Regions from separate parts of the Homo sapiens genome. Here regions 2, 3 and 4 are each linked to region 1. Evidence: chromatin contacts called from ENCODE Hi-C or POLR2A ChIA-PET data. All regions are on one chromosome and are shown on one strand. Each heading gives the region's core, a stretch centred on a gene start or an enhancer-like site at or near the end of the contact. The rest is flanking DNA. Distances are from core to core; before and after follow the strand shown. Region 1 holds the start of TAOK1 (TAO kinase 1). Region 2 holds the start of SPAG5-AS1 (SPAG5 antisense RNA 1). Region 3 holds the start of TRAF4 (TNF receptor associated factor 4). Region 4 holds the start of SSH2 (slingshot protein phosphatase 2).

Region 1 (4,333 bases), core at 920-3,419:
TTTCTACTCAACTAAGAACAAAACCAACAAGTACTACTGTAAACCAGATAAGATGATCTGCTTTCAGACAAACATGACAGGTAGCAAAAGAAGTGAAAAATGACTGACTACAGAAAATAGATCATAGAATAATTAGGCAGATTAATAAGAACAAAGAAACAGCTGCAGAAAGGTTTGTAACCTTACCATTTTAAAAAAAATCCAATTTCAATATTATACACAACAGTATCAACCCTAAAAATTCACAGCTTAGGGAGAAATGCCCTGAATCAGACAGGCTGTCTGTATGTAATAATTGTTAATAATTTTTTTTTTTGAAACGGAGTCTCGCTCTGTCGCCCAGGTTGGAGTGCAGTGGCACCATCTCGCCTCACTGCAACCTCCGCCTCCCGGGTTCAAGCGATTCTCCTCCCTCAGCCTCCCGAGTAGCTGGGACTACAGGCGCGTGCCACCATGCCCAGCTAATTTTTTGTATTTTTAGCAGAGACGGGGTTTCACCGTGTTAGCCAGGATGGTCTCGATCTCCTGACTTCGTGATCCGCCCGCCTTGGCCTCCCAAAGTGCTGGGATTACAGGCGTGAGCCACCGCGCCAGGCCAATAATTCTTCATGAACTACAAAAGTCATAGAAAAAGAAAAGGGAAATGAGGATGAGGAGGTACAAAATTATTTTATTTGAATTCTAACTAAAATCCAACCTGCTCACAAAAAATGTCAATCCAGACATCTCTCAAAAAGAGAGACATCAAAACTGTTCTAACAGGAGAGGTGTCCCTCTCGAGAGGCCATATCCCCCAACAATAACACCAGAACAGATACACTTCCCATGGACAGATCTCAGGGGAAGAGTATTAAAACGATACTGTCGTCGATTTAAAACCAAAGGAAAAAGAGTAACCTTTTCAAGGGAAGCGCCATTACTTCCCTCTCCTGCTCCCCCTCCCTTCTGTGTATACATGGGTCTGTGTATGAAGAAACTGCCTTGGACTTCTGCAGCATTGCAGTAGACTAGAGGATGGGGAAGGGGGAAGGGTACGGGGAGAGAAACGCTTCCATCGCCCCTACAGAAGAGGGGTATAGATTTCCTGTGCTAGGGGGTGGAATCCACCCAGCAAGCCACCCAGAGCAGTCTCCCTTCCCAAGAATACACAGACACTACAAAGGAGAAGAGGAGCAAAGGCACCAGAGGGGAAGGGGACCTCGCGCCTTTAAACCGGGGTGCACATCAACCCAGTCTCCCTGTGAGGGCCACACCTTCCTCGAAACATCCCCCTTCCACCACCCCTTCCGGTGACCCTCAGGAAAAAGGAATGGAATTGCTCTCGCCCCTTAAAACCGGAGGGCGCCCAGCTCACCAGCTTCTTCACCCCACCCACAGAATCACAGACCCTCCTTTTCTCCCTCCCCCACCCCACTCCCACATCCCTTCTTCCACACACAGGCCCGAGTGGGCCGAATTTCCCCGCCCCCCTCTATATCCCCCTTTCCCAAAGCAGAGGTGCCCTTACCCTTTCGCCGACAGGTCTGGGGCGGAGCAGGCAGGCGCAGCCCCCTGCAGCGCTCCGGTAGCCGCTACCCTGGAGGGTGAGGAGTGAGGAGGAGGAGGGGGCCCGGCGACAGATCGCCGCCCCCCACCCCCGAGCCCCAGCAAGCCGCCCAGCCCAAGCTCTGCAACAAGGGGCGGCGGCGGCGGGGGGTGGGGGGGGGGGCGAGGGGACGACCGGGGTCGAGGAGGCGCCCTCAGCGCTTGGGCTCAGTTAAGATGGCGCGGGGAAGTGCCGGGAGCCGTCTCCGTCGCCGCCTCGGGGGAACCGGCCCGGGCCTCGGCCGCCTCTAGTCCTCACACAGCCGAGGCCCTCTCGGTCCCCCGCCGCGGCCCCTCGGCGGGCGGGCCCACGCGCAGCCCTCCGCCACCAACACCACCCCTGGTAAGGAGGCGCTCACAAAGGGAAGAGAGGCCGCGGGCCGGCCGGCGGACGGCGGGGCGGGGTCCCCCGGGGCCGGGAGGCCTCAGATGTTCGCGAGTGCCTAGTGCTTTCGGCCCGCGAAGGGCGCAGGGCGAGCGGGACCCCTCCTCTCTCCTCAGGCAGGCGGCGGCACCGACTCAGTCTCTTTGCCACCCTCCCTCTCTCTCCCCGAGCCCTGAAGCCACAGAGCCCGGCCGCTGCCCAGCTTCCCCCCCTTTACCCGACACCACTCCCCTCCTCCAGACCGTCATCCCCCGTCTCCGATCTCGCGAGATTTTCCGCCTGACAGGCCGGACCCTGCGCGAGACACGACTACATGCGCGCGCGCGCGCCCTCACAGGAGCGCGCAAGGCTTGCTACGGGCAGAGTTGTCCCGGTGGCCCGGAGTTCCAGCCTCTGTCCAGCATGGCCTCACTGAGTTCGCGGAGCTTCTAATGCCACGCGGGCGTCAGGTGCATTCATTTCACCCCGGAGATCTGAAGAAGAAGAGTTTATCTGCATTCCCCTTCCTTCCTGCTTCCCACCTCCAAAGCCCGCCACTGATCCTGCGAATAAGTTTGCCCTGAAGTGTGGAATATCCCATTCCTGCACAACTCGGTTCTACACCCCCTCCCCCGTGGGATTCAGAGGTACACTGGGCAGCGCAATCAGTATGCAGTTGAGTTTTTGAGATTCTAATAGTTGATACTAATTCTTGGAACGACAGTAAGACTTGGAAATACAGATCTAAGCCACCCTATATATTGGTGATGTAGAAAAGAGATAACTTCTTGAAAAGTGTCTGTGGGTTTAGTAGGTTGAGTAATGAGAAGTTTTGGAACAAGAGCAGCAAACAAACTAAAGACTCCTATGCAAAGAAGAAGTAGAGTTTTTATTCTTTTATCTCAAAACTTTTTTTTTTTTTTTTAGGGAAAACTCCCTCAGTACTTATTCAAGAACCTAAAAGTGTAAGGCCGGGCGCGGTGGCTCACGCCTGTAATCCCAGCACTTTGGGAGGCCGAGGCGGGCGGATCACGAGGTCAGGAGATCGAGAGCATCCTGGCTAACACGGTGAAACCCCGTCTCTATTAAAAGATAGAAAAAAATTAGCCGGGCGTGGTGGTGGGCGCCTGTAGTCCCAGCTAGCTACTCGGGAGGCTGAGGCAGGAGAATGGCGTGAACCCGGGAGGCGGAGGTTGCAGTGAGCCGAGATTGCGCCACTGCACTCCAGCCTGGGCGACAGAATGAGACTCGTCTCAAAAAAAAAAAAAAAAAAGAGAGAACCTAAAAGTGTACACAAAGTGTAGTCATAAAAAATCTTGGTTCTTTAACCAACAAAACGACTGAAATAAATAAACCTGTTATATGAGTTTCATGAATAAAAATTAACTCTGGGCCGGGCCCGGTGGCTCACGCCTGTAATTATAGCACTTTGGGAGGCTGAGACGGGCGGATCACCTGAGGTCAGGAGTTCGAGACCAGGCTGGCCATAGTAGATCTGTGCTCCAAGGAAGGAGCATGTTGATCAGACCTAAGCAATCCGTGTATACAGTGTATGTATGACCTTCCTCTAGTCTGGCTCAGGGATGGGCACATGATCCAATTAGAGCCAATGGGTACAATAAGATTTTCTCTGGCTTTTTGGGAAAGAAACTTTCTTATTTTCTCCCAAAAATGTAATATATATATTGAACTCCCAAAATGGAATCCAGTGGTGTGATCCTGGCTCACTGCAACCTCTGCCTCCCAGGATCAAATGATTCTGCTACCTCAGTCTCCCAAGTAACCGGAACTACAGGCATATGCCACCGTGCTGGCTAAGTTTTGTATTTTTTGTAGAGATGGGTTTCGCCATGTTGCCCAGGCTGGTCTTGAACTCCTGGCCTCAAAGGATCCACCTGCTTCGGCCTCCCAAAGTACTAAGATTACAGATGTGAGCCACCGTGCCCAGCCTATGATTTTTCAATGAGCAATAATCACACCTCGGATAAATCTCATTGGCTACAATACTGCCACTGCACAAAGTTTCTGAAATTTGATGATGATGATAACAAAAATAGTGAAATAGTTAACACGTATTGAGTGCTGATTATATGCCAGAGAGAGTTCTAAACACTCTACTTATTTACTCCTCACAATAACCATATTGGGTGGGTATAATTATTATTCCCTTTTAGAAATGGTGGAACTGGGCCTGGCACGGTGGCTCATGCCTGTAATCCCAGCACTTTGGGAGGCTGAGGTGGGCAGATTACCTGAGGTCAGGAGTTCGAGACCAGCCTGGCCAACATCGTGAAAAAAATTAGCCGGGCATGGTGGTACACGCCTGTAATCCCAGCTACTCAGGAGGCTGAGGCAAGAGAATTGCTTGAGCCCAGGAGACAGAGG
Region 2 (4,333 bases), core at 868-3,367, 790 kb after region 1:
CGCTTGAGCCTAGGAGGTGGAGGTTGCAGGGAGGTGAGATCGTGCCACTGCACTCCAGCCTGGGCAACAGCGCCAGACCATGTTTCAAAAAAAAAAAAAATTAGATTAAAAAAAAAAGTTTAAAAAGGCTGGGTGGGGTCGTTCATGACTGTACTCCCAACACTTTGGGAGGCTGAGATGGGAGGATCGCTTGAGCCTAGGAATTCAATACCAGCCTGGGCAATATGGCAAGAGACTGTCTTTATAAAAAATTAGCCAGGCGTGGTGGCACATGCCGGTAGTCCCAGCTACTCAGGAGGCTGAGGCAGGAGGATTGCTTGAACCTAGGAGTTCAAGGCTGCAGTGAGCCATGATTGCACCACTGCACTCCTGCCTGGGTGATAAAGCAAGACCCTGTCTCAAAAGAAAATTAATTTTAATGTATTTTATTTAACCCAATATTCCTAAAATATTTCAATATGTAAACAGTATTAAAAAAAAAAAATATATATATATATATTTTTTTTTTTTTTTGAGACAAGGTCTTGCTTTGTCGCCCAGGCTAGAGTGCAGTGGGATGATCATAGCTCACAGCAGCCTTGAACTAGGTTCAAGCGATCCTCCCAAGCTGGGATTATAGGTGTGTGCCCCCAACCCTGCCACCCCTGGCTTAACTTTTTTTTTTTTTTGAGACGGAGTCTAGCTCTGTCACCCAGGCTGGAGTGTAGTGGTGCCATCTCAGCTCACTGCAACCTCCGCCTCCCAGGTTCAAGAGATTCTTCCTGCCTCAGCCTCCCAAGTAGCTGGGATTACAGGCGTGTGCCACCACACCTGGCTAATTTTTGTATTTTTAGTAGAAACGGGGTTTCGCCGTGTTGGGCAGGCTGGTCTCGAACTCCTGACCTCAGGTGATCCGCCTGCCTCGGCCTCCCGAAGTGCGGGATTATAGGCGTGAGCCACCGTGCCCGGCCCAAATTTTTTTTTTGTAGACATAGGTCTCACTATATTGCCGAGGCAGGTCTCGAACTCCTGGGCTTAAAGGATCCTCCTGCCTCTGTCTCCTCCGTGCTGGGATTACAGGCATGAGCCACCGCACCTGGCGATATTTTGCATTCTTTTTTTCATACGACGTGTTTGAAATCCAGTTTGTACAGTGTTTTACATTTATAGCACATTCCCACTGGGACTAGTCACATCTGAAGTGCTCAAAAGCCACTATGGCTAGGGCTAACGTACTGGACAACACAATGCTAGAGGAGCCCGTCCCTGAGGACGCTGCAGTTTATAACATCATAGTTCCTCCTCTTTGGACTGCTGCTTTCCCCCTATGTATTAAGACTTGCAGAGTGTAAACAGGGCGCCGTGAGTGTGCAAAGCACACACACCTTCGCAAACGGCTCACTCTGAATACTGACCTTTCGGCTGTCCTACCTTCAACAGGTTTCCCGTGCATAGGAGATCCAAGACAGCAGAAGGCAGGAGCTGGCGGGACAGGGAGGAAGAGCGGCTCTGCCGTTTACTATCTGTGTGACGCTGAGCAAATTACACACGGTCTCTCTGACTCAGCTCCTTCCTGTCACAAATGGGGATATTTATAGTATTTCTCACTACGTAGGTCCTTATGCGCATTAAATGAGCTACTACACGGCATTCGGCATAGCGCCAGGCACACACTCAATGTTCAATACATGTAGGCGGTTAGCCCAGTAAACTGGTAGCCGGCCTGAGTAAGTCCCAGGAAAAGCCCAGAAACTCTGGAGACATTACAGCCCAGGTCGAGAACCACGGCCCGGGCCGTCCCGGACGCGGGCCCACCAAGCCTAGGGAAGCCGCTCGGCACCGCTTCGGCTTCTAGACTCCCTGGCCGGCTCTTTCCCGTCAAGGCTGCGGCTGGAGAGGACTGAGGGAGACCTAGGGAGAGGATTCCTCTTCTCCATCCACGGAGACAACTTGGATATGAACACCATGGATGTGAGGAGGTCCGCTGGAAGCAGGAGGGATGGACTCCTGGACTCTCCAGCTACCTGCGTGGTCCTCCCCGGTGTGAGGACAGAAGACCGGTCCTGGGCCGGGCCCGCATCCAGCCCTACCGCCGGTGTCTGAGGTGAGGGCTCCGTCAGCGGAAAACGCTCGACAACGGAGGGGCAGGCAGGGCCGGGGGCGTGGTCAACGCGGGCCCCGCCCCCCGGGCTCTACCCCCGAGCGTACGCGCGCGCCTGAAGCAGCCAACCAGGAAGCGCAGAGCAGGTTCAAACACAGACGGCGGGTGAACATGGCGTCCTCGACTTGGTCTGAGACGTGATAGGCCTGCCTTCTGGTTGAAGATGTGGCGAGTGAAAAAACTGAGCCTCAGCCTGTCGCCTTCGCCCCAGACGGTAAGCGGGAGATCTCTGGCGGAGAGAACTGGGCCGGGCTGCTGTCGCGGGGGCACCGGCCGTGTCTACTGTCCTGGAAAGTTGGGTCGAGCCCGGGGTTGGGGGCTTGTGGAGTCTTTGTTCGCCTTGCTGCTCCTGCGCGACTAGGGTGCGAGCGTACTCTTCTAATCGCATTTTGGGCTTCTTAGGGAGGGAGGAGGGGCGGGCTGGCAGAACCCAGGCTTCCTCACACTCGCCCTCTTTCTTGGTTTCTTTCTCAGGGAAAACCATCTATGAGAACTCCTCTCCGTGAACTTACCCTGCAGCCCGGTGCCCTCACCAACTCTGGAAAAAGATCCCCCGCTTGCTCCTCGCTGACCCCATCACTGTGCAAGCTGGGGCTGCAGGTGAGATTCGCCTGGACAGCTTCTCGACTGGGCTGTTTGCCCAGGGTGAGAGCTCAGGGGAACAGAGGGCCAGGGCTACAATAATTAATAACGATAATGAAGTCTTCTACGTCGGTGACATCCATTTACAGCTATTCAGGCCAACAGAGAGGTGCCCTAGGGTGGTTAAAGGAAATCCAGTGAGAACTTGAATCTCTGTTTAGCTGTTAGTTTTTATTACCTCCTCCTCCTCCCTTCGACCTTTATCAAACTATTGAGAAATCCTACCACCCTGATTAGTGCTCTTCCTCCAACATGGGGTCACTTACGGAAAGGTCAGTCACCTGCAAGATTGAGGCAATATCCATTTACTCTAGGAGGTAGTTAGAACTCTCCTGGGATCAAGTTACACCACTGGAAGGTAGGGTACTTGAATCACCTTAGTTTAAACTAGCTCCTTGCAGAATTGCCCTCACTGATTTGTACTTTTGTTAAACGTTTTGAGAGACGTAGCCATGTAGAAACTGCATTTCAGTTGCTGTCAAAACTTGTCAAGGAAGCAGCTTGACTCCTGTATAAGATTCCTCCAAGAAAGGCTTTAGGACTAACTGCCTGGAAAAATTGTCTTCCTGAAGAAATTGCTATCCTTTTCTTTCTGATAATGAGAACTATGTAGTTTACCATATTTTCCCTCTTGCTCTGCCTTCTAGAAAGCTCAAGGCCAAACTGGATCATCACATACAGCTACTGTTATAGCTGTATAGGAAGTTTTGCTTCCTCTTTTTTGACCATGACTTTGTTATTTCATTAATCGTATCTATTCATTTTCATGCATATGAATTATTTTTGGAAGGAGATGGGATATCAATAAAATAGGTATGAGGAGGAAAGAAGAGTGTATAGACAGATGACATCCTGAGTAACAGAAGTATGATGATAGCATAGCAGTCTTTCTTGAAAGAGTTGCAAAATACCTACTGTCCAATAGAACTTTCTGGGATGAGGGAAATATTTGATAATCTGTGCTGTCCAGCATGGTAACTACTAGTCACATGGTTATTGAGCACTTAAAACGTGGCTGAGGTGACTGAAGAATTGAATTTTTTTGTTTTTGAGACGGAGTCTTGCTCTGTCACCCAGGCTGGAGTGCAGTGGCGTGATCTTGGCTCACTGCAATCTCCGCCTCCAGGGCTCAAGCGATTCTCCTGCCTCAGGCTCCTGAGTAACTGGGATTACAGGTGCACACCACCACGCCTGGCTAATTTTTTGTATTTTTAGTAGAGACAGGGTTTCACAATGTTGGCCAGGCTGGTCTCAAACTCCTGACCTCAAGTGGTCCGCCCGCCTCGGCCTCCCAAAGTGCTGGGATTACAGGTGTGAGCCACTGTGCCTGGCCTGAATAATTGAATATTTAATTTAATTTAATTTAATTAATTTTTTTTTGAGATGGAGTTTCGCTCTTGTTGCCCAGGTTGGAGTCCAATGGCGCGATCTCGGCTCACCGCAACCTCTGCCTCCCGGGTTCAAGCGATTCTTCTGTCTCAGCCTCCGGCATGTGCCACCACACCCAGCTAATTTTTGTATTTTCAGTAAAGACGGGTTTCTCCATGTTGG
Region 3 (4,333 bases), core at 1,195-3,694, 650 kb after region 1:
TGCTCAGTGGGCTTCTGAAGCCTGGTGACCGTCCCCTCCTGCTAGCTGCCCGCCTTCTCCTGCACCAAACCCTACCTGGCCGTCAGCACCCAAGGAGCCTGTTGGCATGCTTCTTTCTGTCGACATGCCCTTGCTGACCCCAGCCAGGGCCAGTCACACATGCCTGGCATGGCTCAGGCAGAGCAATGGCTCACCCAGCAGGACTCAGGGCCCTGGGGCAGGGCATTCCTGGCAGGTCTGAGTCAGGTAGGTGGAAGGCAGGCAGGGATCCAGGCGGAACCAGAGCCCACATGGGAGCCCAGTTCTAGAGGCACTCTCCAGGACCCAGGCAGTCCATGCCCCAACTGCCCCAAGGATTTCTAGCACCCACCTCCTCCCCTTGATCCCACTACCACTGGCCATGCTTCAATGCCAAGGACAATACAACCACAGGCACTGAAGGGGTGTGTCTGCCCACAGGGCAACCAGCCTTCCTGGGCCAACCTAACAGCTCAGGCAGGAGTGGGGAAAGAGGGGTGGGCCCAGGGGGAGGGGGTCCACTTGGCTGCTTCAGGAATGTGCTGACTGAGTGGTTTTGGAGAAAGGGAGGGGACAGAGGCAAGTCCCTAGGCTTCAGGCAGAAGCTTAGCCTGCAGCTTGGGGCCCAGCCAGGGCTGTGGACACCCTCACTTGTGCTTGTACCGTGGCGGGTGAGGAGCAGGGACCACCCAACCACCTCTCTCCCCTTCAGAAGCCTCAGCAGCACAGCTCAGGCACTGGGGGATGGGGGACAGGCAGGGCAGAGGCTGCTCCAGGCTGTGCAGTGGAGGCCAAGGCCCAGGGAAGAAGACAGGATGGGGGGAGGGGGTGTGGGAGTGGGAGAGGAAGAGGGGATTTCCGGGAGGGGGAGTGGCAGAGAGGGGGGCCAAGAAGGTGGTGGAAGGAATCCGGCCTGACGGCCCCCTCCCCCGCTCCTTTCCCGAGGCAGTCAGGGTGGGTCAGCTGTGGGGGGGTCGGGGGGCTCAGCTGGCCTCATCTGGAACCCAGAGGGCCGGGGAAGAGCAGTGGCGGAGACAATGGGGCTGTGTCTGTAGGAGAGTAAATGTGTACACTGCCGAGGGGGAGGGGGCAGTCCTGCAGCTTGTGCCGGAGCATATGTGAGGGCAGGAGCCGGCCCAGGCTGTGGGGAACAGAAAACAAAGGGCCTGCTGAGATTTCCGCCAGTAGGAGCTACGGAGGACCGAGCGAGGGAGGGAGGCACGGCGGGAGGGAGCACCGGAGGCAGGCGTCTCAGAGGTACTATCCCTGCCAGGCCCTCGATCCCCTCGTCCCAGCAAACAGCCAGGCAGTGGCCGACTCGGCCTTCCCCTGCGCTCTGGGGGCATGACCTCCGAAGAGTCGGGGCTCCTTCACCCTGCTTCCCACACCCGGGCCTGAGGGGTTCCCTGCGTGAGCAGGAGATTCAAGACATACAGGGCGCCCAGAAACTTGATGGATGCCCAAGAGCCAAGGGCTAACCTGCGTCCTGAGAGGGCAGCGGGAGTTCAGTAACAACACGAGTGCGACCCCCTTCTTCATGACTTATGGACCACCCGCCTTACTCCAGCCCCCGGGAGAGAGGGGAGCCGCCTAGAGGGGTCCTTCTTCGGGGGAGGATTCAGTCCTTCCTCCATTGTGTGATCATAAGCAGTCCGGGTTTAAATCCTAGTTAAGCCTTTAAGTAACTATGTGACCCTGGGCAAGTCGCAGCCTTTCTTTGAATCTCGTTTCATGATCTGTGAAATGGGAGAACAATAGCTACCGTTCTCTGAACGTTCGAAGAATCAGAAGAGGTTAGATGGGGGAAAGCTCCGGAGGCTCAAACTGCCACGCGGGAGCGGGTTTTGTCCTCTTCCCCCAGGATTCAAAGTTCAAGGCTGAGGCCGCGCCGGCTCTCAGGTGACGGGGAAGGGCCTCTTCCCCTCCTGACCCCACGAGAAGGCGCCGAGGTCTTCCGCCCCGGGCCGGGCAGTTGGGACCCGCCCGGACCCCTCGGATTCCTGCGGGGGGGGCCTCCCTCGGGGCTTGACGTCATCCCTCCCCGTGACGTCACGGGGCGCCCCTGAGGTCACAGGGTCGCAGCGCAGACAAAGGCCCGCCTTGCCCCGGGCCCGAGACCCTCCCCAGGCGGCGCCCCCCGCCCCGCCCCGCCCCCGCTGTCCCCTGCTCCCCGGCCAGCACCTGAGGAACTCCTGCAGGCAGGTATCGCAGAAACGGTGGCCGCAGGTGGAAACCTGCACAGGCTCGCGCATGGGCTTCCCGCACAGTGGGCACAGCAGCCGTCGCTTGGGCTTCTCCAGGAACTTGTAGTCGAAGCCAGGCATGGCGGGCGAGCGGCCGGCACGGGCGAGCGGGGCCAGGCACGCGGCGGCCCCACAGCCCGCGCCTCGCTGGAGCGGCGCTCCCGGCTCCGGGCGGCGCCGACTGGCGGTCGCGGCCAGGGCTCGGCTGTGAAGCCCGCCCTCCGGAAGAGAGGGCGGACCGCGGCCGCGCGGTCCTAATGCGCGCCCTCGCGGCCCCGCCCACCCCCGAGTGCATGGTTTTTGGGTCTGGTGACCGCCAGTCTCGCCCACCCACGGGATCATGGGCTTTTCTTTCCCCTGGGGGACAGAGATCGTGGCTCCGCTTCTCCCCAGAGCCCGCGGGCCCCGGGGAAGTGCGGGTCGGAAAAGGGGACGGGCCGCGCCACAAAGGTTTTCTTCTCCAGAGGCAACAGCTCGGCCTCCGGGGCCGTGAGCAGCCCAGGAACCGTGGCCCCAGCTTCCAGGTGCTAGGCAGCCGAAGCCTGGCAACCAGCTCCGGGGAGCCCAGCTGGGGCGGGGAGGCTGGACTGGGCGCTGGGCCAGAGGAACCTCGGCCCCAGCCTCCGGCTGCGCCCACATTCCTCCCTTGGCCGCAGCCCTGCCACCGAGGTCGGGCCCAGCCCAGTCCTGGGGTGCCTGGTCGCCACCCCCACCCTTGAAGACACCACACTCCAGGCAGGCAGCTGATATTTTTATTGGCCTTCCTGTCCTCTGGGAAACCGGTCTGGTCCCACCAGCTACCCATTCTCTCAACTGTTTCTGGGGAAAGGCATGGGGGGGACGGGCAATCTCCAGCGCGGATCTTTTCTGCAGCACTTAGTGACTCCTGCCCTCCTGCTGGGGAAGAGAGGCAAGCCGACGTCTAGCAAATCCTGCCTCAGGATGAAAGTGTAGGGGAGGTGGCAGCACTCCCGGGGACCGCCCAGCCCCGGGCTATGCAGAAGCTAGGCAGGCCTAATGGCCAGTCCAGGCAGGCCCTGGCTTGCCCTGCTCCAAAGTATGGAGATAGAGTCCCGGTAAGCACCAAATACTTTTTTTTTTTTTTTTTTTTTTTTTTTTTTGAGAGGGAGACTTGCTCTGTCATCCAGGCTGGAGTGCAGTGGTGCGATCTCGGCTCACTGCAAACTTCACCTCCCGGGTTCAAGGGATTCTCTTGCCTTAGCCTCCAGAGTAGCTGGGATTACAGGCGCCCGTCACCATGCCTGGTTAATTTTTGTATTTTTAGTAGAGACGGGGTTTCACCATGTTGGCCAGGCTGGCCTCAGTCTACTGACCTCAAGTGATCCGCCCGCCTTGGCCTCCCAAAGTGCTGGAATTACAGGCGTGAGCCACCGCACCCAGCCTTATTTTCTTCTTTTTTTTTTTTTTTGGTGGAGACAGCGGTCTCGCTATGGTCCCCAGGCTGGTCTCCCAACTCCTGGCCACAAGGGATCAAGGGATCCTCCTGGCCAAAGCACTGCCTATGCAGGTGTGAGCCACCGCCGCCGGCCCAGACTTATTTTCTAACTGGGCTAGGGGAAAGGGTAGGGTCTGTGTGGAGCTACAGCTGCCTTCAGCCTTTTTTGTTTTTTTTTTTTTTTTGAGACGGAGTCTGGTTCTGTCGCCCAGGCTGGAGGGGTTTACGCCATTCTCCTGCCTCAGCCTCCTGAGCAGCTGGGACTACAGGCGCGTGCCACCACGCCCAGCTAATTTTTTTGTATTTTTAGTAGAGATGGGGTTTCACCACGTTAGCCAGGATGGTCTCGATCTCCTGACCTCGTGATCCGCCCGCCTCAGCCTCCCAAAGTGCTGGGATTACAGGCGTGAGCCACTGCGCCCGGCTGCCTTCAGCCTTTTTATGGCAAGGCTCTGGAGGCCACCCTGCTTCCAAAGGCTAGGTCTGCCTTCTAACTCTAGCCAGGCTGGACCCTGGGGACACTGACTGAAGGGAGGAAGGGGTAGGAAGGGCAAAGAGGTGGTAGGAGAACAAAGTGGTTGAGGTTTCCATATCCAAGGCCAAAAGCAGAGCAGGG
Region 4 (4,333 bases), core at 1,339-3,838, 540 kb before region 1:
TACAGATGAAACATGTCTTGACCACTAATCTACTTCTACTATTAAGAAAAAGAATGATGGCCGGGTGCGGGGGCTCACACCTGTAATCCCAGCACTTTGTGAGGCCAAGGCAGGTGGATCATCTGGGGTCAGGAGTTCGAGACCAGCCTGACCAACATGGTGAAACCCCCATATCTACTAAAAAGACATAAAATTAGCCGGGCGTGGTGGCACATGCCTGTAATCCCAGCTACTCAGGAGGCTGAGACAGGAGAATAGCTTGAACCCGGGAGGTGGAGGTTGCAGTGAGCTGAGATGGTGCCATTGCACTCCAGCCTGGGCAACAAGAGCAAAAATCCGTGTCAAAAAAAAAAAAAAAAAAAAAAAGCCGGGCACAGTGGCTCACATCTGTAATCCTAGCACTTTGGGAGGCCGAGGTGGGCAGATCACTTGAGGACAGGAGTTCGAGACCAGCCTGGCCAATACGGTGAAACCCCGTCCCTACTAAAAATATAAAAACTAGCCGGGTGTGGTGGCGGGCCCCTGTAATCCCAGCTACTCGGGAGGCTGAGGCAGGAGAATTGCTTGAACCCGGGAGGCGGAGGTTGCAGTGAGCCGAGATTGCACCACTGCACTCCAGCCTGGGTGGCAAAGGGAGACTCCGTCTCAAAAAAAAAAAAAAAAAAAGTTATCTTAATTGCATAGAGGGCTTTATTTACAGTTTATTCTGAACTTTACCATACATTATCTCAAGAATCTTGTCAGTTAGGGTTCCATTGTAGAGATAAAGGAATTAAAGCTCAAAAAGTTCAAGCCATTTGCATAAGGTTTTAGAGCTGGAACTAGAAACCAGGTCTTCTGATTCCTATGGTAGTGCTCTTTCTCACTGCAAGGTTAATGGACTTAAGCCTTTCATCTTCCAAAAGAATTTCTGAAGAGTATGTTACCATGAAAAAGTAGAACATCATTGTTGCCCTCCCTGAGTCAGAGAATCAACATACAAGTACTAAGACCTACAGATTTGAATATTACTTTTTCTAGAATGATACTTTGGTTCATAAAGCACATATATTTCATTTATTTGAGTTCATTCAGCTTCTAGCTATGTGTATTTTTTGGCTATGTATCTAGTTTCCTCTTTGGTCTCCCATGCATTGGTTCAAAGTTCTTACTTCTGAAACTTGCCTTCTCTTTTCCTGTTTACTACGGAGCTCTGGGGAAAACACAGTCAGATTGTTTAATCTGTGAACCATACATCTTTGTTTAATTTTGTCTCACAGGCACTCCTGATCACCACCAGGGGGCAAAAGCCTACCAGCTGGCTTCTCTGCACTACACTCTACATAGGACTGTACAGTACAGGGACCCTCAGTGTCTGATTCTTGATGGAACCTCCCTGCTAATTATTTCAACCACAGGGCCCCAGGGAGAGAACAAAGGCTCAGCACAGAGGACTCTTGTGGCGTTTAACCGTACAGCAGCCAGAAAGAGCTCATGACAGCCCTGTCAGTTTAAAAGAAGCAATGAGATCCAAGAGTGTTTGAGTGACAAACAGGAGGGGGTGGGTTTTAATAACTGCAAACTCCCAAGTGTGTGTGTTTTCTACAGCTTTGATATGTACGGTGGTATTTACCAGCTCATCCACTCAAGCTGAGAAATAGCCTTGTCAACTCTCTTTCTTTGTGTAAATAATCAGTGATATTTGCATTGTGCAATTTTTTTCCTTTTTAATCTTGATTTTCCATTACATTCTTTGCTTATGTTCTGCAGACAATTTACCCCTGAGAAAACCATTCCCTTAAAATATCTTTTAATCTACATTTTTACATAGGTCTATGAAAGAATGACATTTAGAGACGAAGGAGAAGAAAGCTTAACGAGCAAATCCTGTTTAATTAAAAGACTGTCTTCACAGCAGGAGGCAAGTGAGAGGTCAATAGCAGGCTGGACCCTCACAACCGGCTTCCTCGGACTCCCAGGCGCGCTCAGCTTCTCTTCTCCTCAGGAATAATGAATAAGTCTTTAGACAGGCAATAGAGGAAGCATGAGGGTACCACAAACCTTTCCAGGGTATCAAACGGAAAATGGTTTTCTTTCCAGAAGTCTCATCATAAAACATAGACGGAAGGGGGGGAAAAGTTAAGAAAAAGCCCCCGAGAGCCGGGGTGAAGGGAGTAAACTGGTCTAGCCCAGTTCTGTCTGCGCCCAGTGAGAGGGTTTGAAACTCCGCGGAGCCCTTTCCCAATAGAAAACGTGTTTGCTTCAGGATTTTCATCTCAGCTGCTTTTTTTTAAGGTTGGTTAAGCTGTGCGCCGCCCCACCTCATAAAATGGTTGTCTCTCAGGAGTGAAGACTCCAGCGGCCCCCCGCCCTGGGACCCCTCACCGGGCTGGCTCCCTTCGGCCCCTTCCCCCACCCCACTCCACAGCACCCAGTGCTGGCAAACCGCGCGATTCCAGCACGAAGGAGGAAACCCAGGAGGGTGCGGCGGCCCGAGGCGCACGCACTCGGCCAGCTTCCGGCAACTCAAGGGTTACGACCAGGCGGCGGCGCGCGCCGAGGGGAGAGGCGGTAGCTGACAGGTGGCGCCTGCGCACTGGGAGCGCTCATTGTGCCCCGCAGCTGCGGAACCGCCCGCCCGCCGCCCGTTCGGAGCGTCAGTCGGCGACAGTCTGGTGGTGGGTGCGGAGTCTGCGGCCGTTCCCGCGGCCTCCTCCTCCTCCCCGTTCCCTTCACCCCCACCCCGCACCCCTTTCCCCATCCCGGCTCCGTCACCCTCCCGTCCCCCACACTCAGGACAAGAATGCCCTGCCCGGAACAACCCAGCAGCGCCTAGATGGCTTTGGTCACGGTCCAGCGGTCACCTACCCCCAGCACCACCTCCAGCCCCTGCGCCTCGGTGAGTCCTTCCTGGCGGCCGCTCCGCTTGCTTCTGTCACTGCGGCTCCGCTTTGCCTCAGCGGGTCCCGCCGAACGCCACTGCGCACGCGCCGCGCCGCTTCCCAGGCCTTGGCACTCGGCTGCCGCGAACCCCCCCACACCCCCATGTTAAAGACTAGCAGCAGGAACTACAAGACGTTGATTTTTGCCCCCATCACCCTGAGCACCTAGCTCCTCACAATCCTCGCCCTGAAATCCCCTGTGGCATGCCTCCCTATGGCTTGAGCACTTCCTTTTGGTAATGAGTCATTCTTGCTTTTCACCCTCCCCCTTCTTTTACCCTCTGTTGCTCTGCTGCAGGGAGGGGACCGTGAGCCTCCTGCGTTGCCCCTTACCCACACCCACATCTCTTACCCACACCATTTCATAGACCTGTTCAGTATTTGCACACTGCACACCCTTCTTCGTACTCGCCAGGGTGTGTGCCTTCCCCTAGTCACTTGCTGGCTTTCTTTTGCTCTGTACTGTTCAGGCTTTGAACTGCCCAACCGTAGTTATTCCTTGGTTTCTCCCGCCTGCCCCCCACCCCAGAGGGTAGCAATGATCTCTGTTTCCTGGACCTCTTACCTTTCCTTTATGAGGTCCCGAAGCATCTGGTGCTGCTTAGTGATCAGTGTCAAATTATTTCCGTCTTACAGATATTTATGCCTTACACTCATTGCTCGTGATCATTCTTGTTCTAAGGTCGTGTTTGTATGGCTCGTTACCTCAGATGCCTATGCCAATAAAGCATGCTCTCAGAAGGAAAATACCCAGTAACCAGCCTTTCCCCGCTGGGCCCGTCTTTGCCTTCTCTCCTCGCCCCACCCCCATTCGTTTACACTCCATTCTCTTAGGCTCCATTTTTGAAAATATTTATTTTTAAAAACAATATATTGCACCAGTGGGGCAAATGGGCTTTAAAAAACCAACATCCAGATGTTTTAGAGAGAAATAAACTGAGTGAAAATGCGAGCAACTGGGAAAACCACCTTGAACTTCCTACAGAACTGTAATTTTAAAAACGGTGTTGGTGGATTTGGTAGTATCAGGTTGCAAAAAAAGGTATTTAATAAACACTGTACCACTTTCCACTGTAAAAAAATCATCAGGTTACCCTTAATATTTGTATGTTAACTGAGGTGTGAGCTTTGATATCCTGAAATTTGCTGGCTTGTCATTTCAGTATAATTTCCTGAATTTCAAAGTTTTGTTGTGTATGGTTGTGGTTTCTTCTTTTCTGAGCTTTAATTGCATTTTGTGTGATGAAATTGACAACTATATCTTAATAAGTGATTTTATTTCAAAGGTTATATATCTTGTGTTGTTTCAGAGAGCAGAACTGGGATTCTTGGTTCAGGGAGGCAGATTTCCAGTGATTGTAAGGAAGAATTTGTAACAGTGGAGTGCACTGCCTTGCAAAATAGTGAGTGCA

Evidence for each region. Hi-C counts contacts between places; a loop is a spot of excess contacts on that map. ChIA-PET counts read pairs that join two places held with the same protein, here RNA polymerase II (POLR2A). Pooled maps may share reads with other maps.
Region 2: a pooled map shows a loop between it and region 1 (5-fold over the local background). The contact joins the promoter of SPAG5-AS1 here to the promoter of TAOK1 in region 1. A Hi-C loop is called at or near these places in 2 of 50 pooled maps. POLR2A ChIA-PET finds 5 or more read pairs at or near these places in 2 of 52 experiments (K562 and naive thymus-derived CD8-positive, alpha-beta T cell).
Region 3: a loop to region 1 is called in a pooled map, with 4 times the contacts of the local background. The contact joins the promoter of TRAF4 here to the promoter of TAOK1 in region 1. A Hi-C loop is called at or near these places in 2 of 50 pooled maps. POLR2A ChIA-PET finds 5 or more read pairs at or near these places in 2 of 52 experiments (WTC11 and activated naive CD4-positive, alpha-beta T cell).
Region 4: a loop to region 1 is called in a map of CD4-positive, alpha-beta T cell, with 5 times the contacts of the local background. The contact joins the promoter of SSH2 here to the promoter of TAOK1 in region 1. A Hi-C loop is called at or near these places in 3 of 168 maps with a recorded cell type or tissue (CD4-positive, alpha-beta T cell, CD4-positive, alpha-beta memory T cell and naive thymus-derived CD4-positive, alpha-beta T cell), 2 of 37 single-sample maps with no recorded cell type and 13 of 50 pooled maps. POLR2A ChIA-PET finds 5 or more read pairs at or near these places in 4 of 52 experiments (A673, Caco-2, PC-9 and 1 more).

Annotation. Positions count from the first base shown.
Region 1 is chr17:29,388,199-29,392,531 of GRCh38, reverse strand. It overlaps TAOK1 (TAO kinase 1), which reads right to left and starts at 2,169. Exons shown (of 20, transcript NM_020791.4): 1 at 1,508-2,169. It overlaps MIR4523 (microRNA 4523), which reads right to left and starts at 1,870; the gene lies at 1,802-1,870. It also overlaps the pseudogene RNU4-34P. RefSeq lists enhancers at 764-1,003, 2,164-2,253, 2,374-2,613 and a silencer at 1,654-2,123.
Region 2 is chr17:28,596,917-28,601,249 of GRCh38, reverse strand. SPAG5-AS1 (SPAG5 antisense RNA 1) reads right to left here and starts at 2,117. Exons shown (of 3, transcript NR_040012.1): 1 at 2,004-2,117; 2 at 1,395-1,552. SPAG5 (sperm associated antigen 5) reads left to right here and starts at 2,225. Exons shown (of 24, transcript NM_006461.4): 1 at 2,225-2,354; 2 at 2,615-2,740. The coding sequence starts at 2,304. RefSeq lists enhancers at 1,715-1,794, 2,019-2,563 and a silencer at 2,005-2,314.
Region 3 is chr17:28,742,122-28,746,454 of GRCh38, reverse strand. TRAF4 (TNF receptor associated factor 4) reads right to left here and starts at 2,444. Exons shown (of 7, transcript NM_004295.4): 1 at 2,200-2,444. The coding sequence starts at 2,342. NEK8 (NIMA related kinase 8) reads right to left here. Exons shown (of 15, transcript NM_178170.3): 15 at 3,000-4,333. RefSeq lists silencers at 1,966-2,165, 2,186-2,595, 3,050-3,344 and enhancers at 3,050-3,344, 2,368-3,368.
Region 4 is chr17:29,928,483-29,932,815 of GRCh38, reverse strand. It overlaps SSH2 (slingshot protein phosphatase 2), which reads left to right and starts at 2,588. Exons shown (of 16, transcript NM_001282129.2): 1 at 2,588-2,878. The coding sequence starts at 2,816. It also overlaps a transcript of EFCAB5 not described here. RefSeq lists silencers at 1,406-1,575, 2,309-2,398, 2,549-2,828, 3,339-3,388.